Regions from separate parts of the Homo sapiens genome. Here regions 2 and 3 are each linked to region 1. The links are chromatin contacts, found by Hi-C or POLR2A ChIA-PET in ENCODE. All regions are on one chromosome and are shown on one strand. The core of a region is the stretch at or near the end of the contact, and the rest is flanking DNA. Distances in the headings are between cores, read along the strand shown.

Region 1 (2,865 bases), core at 140-2,639:
TGAGACCAGGTTTCCATAATTCTCCATCATGACATCTTTATACAGGCTTCTCTGAGCTGGGTCCAGATAATCCCACTCCTCCTGGGTAAAAAACACAGCCACATCCTCAAATGTCAGCAACCCCTGAAATAGTATGATTTCTGTAGTCAGTTCCTGTTGTCTCAAGGACAATTCTACCACTAAAAGTGACAGAGGCAATCACTTATTGTGGCCAAGTAGGCTAGGAGGAACATGATAACTGAAAGTTCCATATGTTGCCCAATTCTGGGAACGAACTGTAACTGACAGACATCTCAGACTAGAAAGGACCTACGGATAAGGCTTTTCTGATTTATTATGCCCTGAGAGTTTAATTTTAGTAAACTGCCCCAAGGCCTCTCCAAGCTTCCCTCACCTCATTGCCTACTTCAATTTTCCATTTGCACTGGCTTGTGACTCTATTCAATTCAATTCCTTGAGGTTCTCTAAGCGTGTACCTTGGGGTCCAGGCACTGTGCCAGGAACAGAAGACACAAGGGAAGGTCAAAAATGGTGCTTCACCTGGAGAACTCACAAATGAGAGAGCTAGTCTGGAGCATTACTTATTTTCTCAGGCCGATTTATCAAGTCTCTCTAGAAAAAGAAAAAAAAAAAGGGAGCCAGTGGGCAGTTTGTTCGCGAACCGCACCCCAATGCACTAGTGGGGAGTTCCTTGCAAGGCGCTGGCCCTAAAGAGGCGGTCAGGAGGTTGGTGGGGGGCCTGGGGGAGAAAGCAGTGGTGCGGCCTAGCTGGGGTAGCGGCGAGACAACCGGGATCCCCGGGGGGGTGCTTACTTACCTTCGACTCCGGCGGGGGGCTCGGGGAAGCCATCTCCCAGGCAGAGAATAGGGGCAGGAATTGGGGGCGGCCTCACGGAAAGGAGCCTCTGGTGAGGCCTACCCGGCTGCTGGAAATTAGGCTCGACGAATACGAGGATCCCTGGCTGGGTCTGGCCAGTGCCTGCCTCGGCCCCCAGACGGTCACGACCCCAACAGCATATCAGACGCGATCCCTGGCTGTCCCCCAACCCCGAACCCCAACCCCTACTCCTGCCTGGTTACGCAGCCTTTCAGGCCTCGCTAGAGCCTCCTCCCCGCTGCCAGTTCCTCCTCCTTGCAGCCAAGTAACGCTATGACCGCCCGCCCCCGGACCAGAAGGCGTCACCCAGATTCTTCCCGAGGCCCCCTCAACTACAACTCCCGTCATGCTCGGAAAGAGCGCCGCGGTCCAGACGCCGCCAGCAACAGCTACTGGACTACATTTCCCAGCGTGCAAAGGGCGAGGGAGCCTACAGGAAAAAGAAAGCTCTTGCCACTGGGATTGTATCCGATTGGCTGGTCTGGGCGCGTCACTGCTGGCTGAAGGCTGCGCTCAGGCCCGTGGATCTCATCGAAGATGGCGGCGCGATCTGTGTCGGGCATTACCAGAAGAGTCTTCATGTGGACAGTCTCAGGGACACCATGTAGAGAATTTTGGTCTCGATTCAGGTAAAGCTTTATGGTGGACGGTGGGTCATGTTCAAGGAAAGTTAAGGAGGATTAGGGACGAATTCAAAATAGAGTGTTACGCCATCGTGGTCCCGCGCCTGATCAGAGCAAGGACAAGGAGGTCCGGTTAGGGTCCCGAGTTGAGAAGCACTCATTGAGTGGTGGGACCCAGTCTCTTCCACTCTCGGCCTTAGTTTTCTCATTTTATAACGGAAATACCACCCCCTTTCCTTTTCACTTCACTCATTCATTTATTTATTAAGCAAGCAGGATTAACCTCGTGTGCGAGACACCGAGTGTGTTGTCTGCAAACACATGAAAGCGCTTGGTAAACTAAACTCATTTGCCGGCTGTGTTTCTTCACAAGCAAGGTTCAGTAATGAAGTACTGCCTCCTCCTTTTGTTTGTTCATTCATTCAGTCATTCAACAGATTTCTTAGGGCCAGCATTACTCTAAGCGCCTAGGATACAGCAGGAAAAACAAAATCCATTCTCATCCTCGAGGTACTCCAACATATGAGGAAACAGGCCCACAGGAGGGAAGTGATTTTCCCAAAGTCACAAAGCAAGTTAATTGCAAAGCTGGATCTAGAACATATGTCTCCTAACTCCCCATCTACTGCTTTTTCTGCTGCACGGCTGCACCATGTGTAATTGTTTGAAGGTAAATCTAATTTGACTTAGATAGTGTTTAGGAAATCAAAACGTATGGTAGGAACCCTAGGGAGCAATGTATGCTCTCTTAGGTTTAAAACAAAAACCACTACAATTAGGAAAGATCTTTTTCATCAGTTCAGATATTAGCTTTCCCTCTTCTTTGGTCAATATTTGTTATTATCTCTCAAATCTCTTCCAAGTTTGTTTTATTCATTCACTCAACAAATATTTTTTAGGCTGTTTACTATATGCCAGGCTATATCTTAGGTGTTGTAAGAATACAGTGGTTACTAAAACAGACCAAATTTTTGTTCTCGTAGGGCATATGTTCTAATGGAGGAAGAAATGAACAAATGTGTAATGTAATTTCAGAAAGTGGTAAATTATGAAGAAAACTAGAGGAAATAGATTACTGAGAATGATGATTATATTTTCTTTACTATTTTAAAAATTTTATATATTTAAGATATACAACTTGATGTTGATTATTAGTCAAGATAATTATCATATTCATCTCTTCACATACTTTCTGTTTTGTTTTGTTTTAGAGAAAGGAGTTCTCACTATGTTGCACAGGCTGGTCTTGAACTCCTGGACTCAAGTAATTTTCCCACCTTGGCCTCCCAAATTGCTGGGATTCCAGGGGTGAGCCACCACACCTGGCCAGTTAGAATTTTTGTGTGTGTGGTGAAAACACTTAAG
Region 2 (2,865 bases), core at 144-2,643, 2.3 Mb after region 1:
GCACAATACATAGACGGTAGCTATTAGGACTGATTATAATCGTCACCGTCAGTCTTGATTTTTTAAAAAAATTTCAACATCTTTTGTCCAGTTTCAGAAACAGAAATGTACTTTCACTGCATTTTAGTTGCTAACACTGAGGCTGTGTATTTTAGCTTCTAGTGTCTCAGTTCAGCTGCTAACGAAGTTTTTCACTCATCCCTTTGTGGATACCAACCACCTACCCCAACCTGATTTACTATTTTGAAAAATCCAGCCAACAGTCTTCCTTGAAAACCAGCTATACAGATGTCTGAATCAAACTATTAACTGTCACTCAAGAAAAGGAACAACGTGAGTGATGTTCCTTCGAGGAAATAAAAAGCGTTTAATCAATTCACAGTCGTTCCCAAAATTTCCAAAACCCGCAGAATGAGCAAACGTTCAAGTTTCCACTATGAAAACAATCCGTAGCCGTCTGGTTACTGGACTCACTTCAACACTCCCCAGACGCACGAAAGAAGAAACATTCCGCGCATCTCCGCGCTTCCTTCTTCTCACACAAAGCCCCCCTGGCTGGAGGAGCAGCCCCTTCCAGCAGGGTCGGCTCGGGTCGAGCCGGGCGGGAGTCAGGGCGGCCTGCGGACCCAGGGGTCTCACCACACGTCGCCCCCGACTCCCACTGGACGAAGCCCTAGAGGCTCGGAGCTCACACCCCGCCCGGGAGCCGCCTTCCACCCCAACCTCAAACCCCGCCCCGGGTTCGGCAGCCTCTGGCACGGACCCTCTTGGGGCGGGGGTCCCCAGAACAAGGTCACGCCGTGCCCAGGGGGCGGCGGCGGGCAGCCACGGCTCTGCCAGTCCCCGCCGGCCTCGCACTCTCCGCCCCTGGCCCTCGCCCACTCACACCCCAGAGGGCAGCCCCGGACCTCGGACGACTCCGCCCGACTCCACCTCCCCGGGGAGTCCCGAGCGGGGCGGCCTCGGGCAGCCGGACACGTCCGCCCGCGCCCGGACACACGCCCCTGCCCCGCCTCCGCTCCCCGCTTGCGGTTCGCCCGGCAGCCGCCGAGCCGCGCGGCGCCACGAGAGCCCGGCCCGGGCCCCGGCGCCGCCACCTGCGCCCCCGGCCCCGCGCCATGTTTGAGAAAGAGCAGGAGCGAGCCAGAGGCCGGGTCCGGCCCGCGCGCCCCGCAGTCGCCCGCCCGCCGCGCCGCCGCTCACCCGTCGCCCCCGGGAGCAGCGCCGCCGCCGCCGCCGCCGCCGCCGCCAGCACGAGGAGGAGCAGCCGGGGACGCGGAGCAGCGACCGCCGCCTCCATGGTCCCGCCGCCACCGCCTGTGGCCCGGCCCGGCCCGGCCGCGCCGCTGCCTCACCCCAGCAAACCTCGCCTCGCCCCACCTCCCTAGCCGCCGCGGCGGCCTCGCTCCGGCCCTTTGTAACTGCTCGGAGGACGCGCGTCCATTGGCTGCCGGGCTCCCGCCGGCCCCGCCTCCCCGCCGCCGCGAGCTGCCAAGCGGGACCCAGCCGGGAGCCCCGCCTGCGGGCCCGCCAGGCAGCCAATCCGCAGCCGCGAGCGCCGGTTTCTGGCCACGCCCCACGCTCCCCGGGGGCTGGGCCGCCAGACCCCAGCCCCGGCCCGATCGGCTCCCGGCTCCGAGAGGCCGCGTGGGGGCGGGGTCTGCCAGCCCCAGCACCGCTCAGCCGCTAGCCCCGGAGGGCCGGGTAGAGCGATGGGTGTGTCTGTGTGAGTCTCTTTCGGAAAAAGGCTGTGGCCGTTCGACGCTCTTTTCTTCTAACCTCCTCTAGGCGCGGAAGATCTGGTACTGCCTCAGCCCCACCCTGACCCCATTCACAGCTCCGCATTGGCAATCCCAGCACATGCCACCCAGATCCGCTGCAGCGCCAGGCCCCTGCATCCACTTCAACTTCCCCTCTCCAAGTCCACGCATCAACTTCAGCATTCCCCCGAAGATCCCTCCTCAGTGCCCTTCACATGCGACTCACTCTCCTATTTCCTCCTGCTCCCAGCGGTCACCCCAAACCCAGCTCCCCCACCCAGTTCCAAACCCAGAAAGTCCTCAGATCCCAGCGTCAGACCCAGATCCTGAGCCCAAACACACCCCCAAATAGCCTCCCGCCTCCCTCCAGCACAGATCCAGGATGGGGATCCAAGCCGCACTCCTCTCAAACCCCTTCCCGATCCAGGTTGGAAAGGGAGGATCCCCACCCCAACCCCTCAAAGGAGGGGTTCCCCCTTCTTAGCACCCAGCTCCCGCGGGGCGGAGGGGGAGCAGTCATCATTACTTTGAGCTGTGTCTGACACTGCTGTATAATAATCCTGAGGTGTCACTAAAAACCCAAATAAACTCTACGTTTTCATTCTGAATTCCTAATTTACTGCGAGACGCTCCACCCACCTTCCCTCTGCGACGCCAAAATGAGCTCCAGATTTGTAATTCTTCCTGTCAGACTAGTCCTTTCTTCAGACACAAACACAGCCAAGGAGGCTGTTACGTAGAACAGAGAATATTTTTCCGCAGAACCTTTTAAGGAGGAAATTTTATTTTCTGTGTCATTTGAGCTTAGAATTAAATAAACCTTGATAGCAGGAATCAGAATGGTTCTGATTAATGCCAATTTGTGCACTACTTTAGAGTCACTGGGTGAGCATTTTCCCCACCTGTGAAGGCTTCCTTCCGGGAGATGAAAAGGGAAAAGGCGTGGATATTGGAGCTGGGATCTGAGACCCGCGCGCTTTCTCCCTCCTGTCTAGGACACTTACTTAAGCAAGTCAGCTAACCTTTCTGAACCTCCAACAGGCTCAGAGGCCTGCAACTTGCTCTACACCGCAGCTCCAGCAGCCTCAGCAGCAAACTCCCCTCT
Region 3 (2,865 bases), core at 258-2,757, 2.1 Mb after region 1:
TTTTCCTTTAAATGCATCTCTATCACATAGGCTCAGCCCCTTCCCCACCTTCACTTCTTCTCTCCTGCCCTGCTCCAGGCTGAGCCCTCACCACCCAAGCCTGGACTATTGTAACAACTCCTTACCCAGCACCTTGGCTCTGTTTCATGCCTCCTCCATCCATCTTACACAGTCTACCACAGCGATCTTTCTAAAATCCTATCTCACACACCTCCAATGTCTCCTCTTTGCCTGCTAGAAACAATTCATATCAATTCAATAAATACTTACTGAACACCTACTAGATACTAGATGTTGCGCTAGACTGGTGTCAACCAACAACAACCCCTAGGCCGAATCAGGCCCACCACCTGTTTTTATAAATAAAGTTTTATTGCCAGTCCTGGTGGCTCATGCCTGTAATCCCAGCATTTCAGGAGGCTGAGGTGGGAGGATCACTTGAGCCCAGGAGTTCAAGACCAGCCTGGGCAATATCGTGAGACCTCATCTCTAAAAATAAAAAAATTAGAAAATGAGTCAGGAGGAGCACTTGAGCCCAGGAGGCTGAGGCTGCAATGAGCCGTGATGGCAGCACTGCACTCCTGCCTGGGTGACAGTGTGAGACCCTGCCTCAAAAATAAATACATACATAAATAATGTTTAATTGGAATTCAGTTACACTTTTTCATTTACATATTTATTTACATATCATTGTCTATGGAGGTTTTCATGCCAAGAGGGCAAAAATAGTTGTCACAAAGGCAGTGCAGTCCAAAAGTCTCAAATATTTACTACCAGGCCCTTTGTAGAAAAAGTTTACCAACCCATGTGCTAGAACCCAGGGCTACCATAGTGTGGTTCCCTGCTATCACAGAGCTTCTAGAGCAAGGCCTTCCACCATCTAACCTTGCCCTTCTGCCCTTTCTCCTGTCACTCTCCATGAGTCCTCTGAGAGTCCAATGGTTCCTAGATTTTTGGAATTTATGAATCAGTAAAACTTTTTTTCAACTACACAGGATGTACATAGGGTTGTCAAGTGGGTACTGTTCAAAAACCAACTACCATCTAACATCACCATTGTTTTCTAGAGAGAAAGAATCAACATTAAAAAGTTGCAAAAATATTCCTTATCTAAAAATAAAGAACATTTCCTCAAGTGACATTAGGTTTATGAGATTGATTCTCCTGGCTGTGTTTTTCCATTTTTGCTGTGGAATGATAGCATTCTTCAGTCACCACAGGTCTGCAGTCAGGCACAGAGGAATCTTTGATCTAGTCTCGGCTGACTGGTTTACTTTTTACTCCTCAAATTTTCTGTGGATCTTCCCGTGAGATTTGACATCCAGAAAGCTCTTCCTCCTTCTTTCCTGCTCGCTGTGCAGAGCCCAGCTCATCAGCAGCAGGAGTGCAGGGTTCCTCCCGCAGCACCCTAAATGCAGGCTGTTCAAAGGCACATCCGGGCTGTCAGCAAAACGGCTGAGTGATGCGACTGTGGGTGTCTCTGTCAGCTGCAGAGCAGGATGACAGGATGGCCCAGAAGGCTGCCTGGCGTGTGGCCCTTCCTCTGGCACAGGCAGGTGAACCTGCTGACACCGTCACGCTGACAGCTCCGTGGCACAGATTCCACCCGAATACCGGATTCAGTGAGCACCGGCTCCTGCCAAGTCTCTCACATGACCCAGAGGCCACGAGGGCCTGGGCGGCCGCGGCCAGCTCCCAATCAGCAGACGGTGTCGACAGGCACTGAGCGAGGTCGCCTTACTGGCAGGCAGCCCCAAGATACTGGGTCCTCACTGCTCACATGAAGCTTCTGGAATCCCCTCTTACGGTCCCCAGACCTGCGGGAAATAAATCATGGCTGCACCGGGAAGGTAACCCCAGCAAGGCCTGGCCCCGATATCTGGCTTTCGTTTGGGGACACGCACTTTCCAAAAGCTCCTGCTTACCCAACACCTCCTCCTCCCCTGCTGCGTGTTGGGGGAGGGGAATGTGCTTATGACCACTTGTAAAATTCACCACTGTGGGTGACAGATGACATTAAACACCATTTTTCTTTTTTATTTTTCACAAGTGGAGCAGGAGCTGCATTTTTCTAACAGTTTTCCATATCAGAAGTTGAGAATTTCATTATCCTTCCGAGCTGGTCTATAGCAAAGTTGTTTCACTTCTCAATTGTTCCCATTTAACCCATTTGTGAGACACAGGCTGGGGGTGGGGCGCAGGGGGAGGTGGCAGAGTTAAATTTCCAAGGGAAAACTAGAAACCCTGAATCAAAACTGGGAGGAAGTTTCAAGATCACCTGGCTCAAACAGCTCATACTTCTGAGGGAAACTGAGTCAAGGAGGGGCAAGAGCTCAAGACTCCACTGGTAGAACTGAAACAAGAAATAAGATCTCCTTGGTTAATCTAAACCTCTTTCAACTATAGTCTGAAAAGTCCAGCATATCATTTCCTAAAATCCAGAATGAAGGTAATTTTCCTTCTAGAAAACGAGGGTGTAGGTACTAGCTCAGCTTAGGATTCGGTGAGGAAGGGGCACTGTGGTGAAGAGGGAAGACGTGGAATCCAGCAGATAGTTACATGAAATACACGTACCCCTCACAGTAACACTTCTATTAAAGGCTGAAGAAATAGAGCTCCCACATTTTAAGTAATGACACCATAAAATTTGTTCCCTAAACACCATCACATTCAGCCCAGATGGGGAAGCCAAGGCTCAGGGAAGGGACAGGAGCTGAGTGAAGGTCACACACAGTCTGGTGAAGGGTGGGATTAGGGGCTAGGCCTCAGAAGTCTGAGCCAGCTCTCTCCCTGGCGCTGGGTCAGACCATCAGCAATCCCCGTCCTGAGGCTGATGGCCAGCCTTCAACTTAGGACCTCGTCTCA

Evidence for each region. A loop is a pair of places that touch in the nucleus more often than their neighbours do. ChIA-PET counts read pairs that join two places held with the same protein, here RNA polymerase II (POLR2A). Pooled maps may share reads with other maps.
Region 2: a loop to region 1 is called in a map of B cell, with 8 times the contacts of the local background. The contact joins the promoter of TGFBR1 here to the promoter of MRPL50 in region 1. A Hi-C loop is called at or near these places in 2 of 168 maps with a recorded cell type or tissue (B cell and gastrocnemius medialis), 1 of 37 single-sample maps with no recorded cell type and 11 of 50 pooled maps. POLR2A ChIA-PET finds 5 or more read pairs at or near these places in 1 of 52 experiments (CD4-positive, alpha-beta T cell).
Region 3: a pooled map shows a loop between it and region 1 (6-fold over the local background). The contact joins the enhancer-like site here to the promoter of MRPL50 in region 1. A Hi-C loop is called at or near these places in 9 of 50 pooled maps.

Annotation. Positions count from the first base shown.
Region 1 is chr9:101,397,142-101,400,006 of GRCh38, reverse strand. It overlaps MRPL50 (mitochondrial ribosomal protein L50), which reads left to right and starts at 1,389. Exons shown (of 2, transcript NM_019051.3): 1 at 1,389-1,506. The coding sequence starts at 1,415. It overlaps ZNF189 (zinc finger protein 189), which reads right to left and starts at 1,156. Exons shown (of 3, transcript NM_003452.4): 1 at 818-1,156; 2 at 1-123. The coding sequence starts at 850. RefSeq lists enhancers at 1,156-1,685, 1,218-1,746, 1,747-2,276.
Region 2 is chr9:99,103,641-99,106,505 of GRCh38, reverse strand. It overlaps TGFBR1 (transforming growth factor beta receptor 1), which reads right to left and starts at 1,393. Exons shown (of 9, transcript NM_004612.4): 1 at 1,204-1,393. The coding sequence starts at 1,300. RefSeq lists silencers at 666-1,175, 1,266-1,865.
Region 3 is chr9:99,258,378-99,261,242 of GRCh38, reverse strand. No RefSeq gene overlaps it. Among named protein-coding and RNA genes, the nearest start is that of SEC61B, 38 kb to the right of the region's middle. RefSeq lists an enhancer at 1,306-1,355. Within about 2 kb of position 1,507, at least 26 of the 41 ENCODE cell types and tissues checked have a DNase peak (open chromatin) inside an H3K27ac peak, as active enhancers do.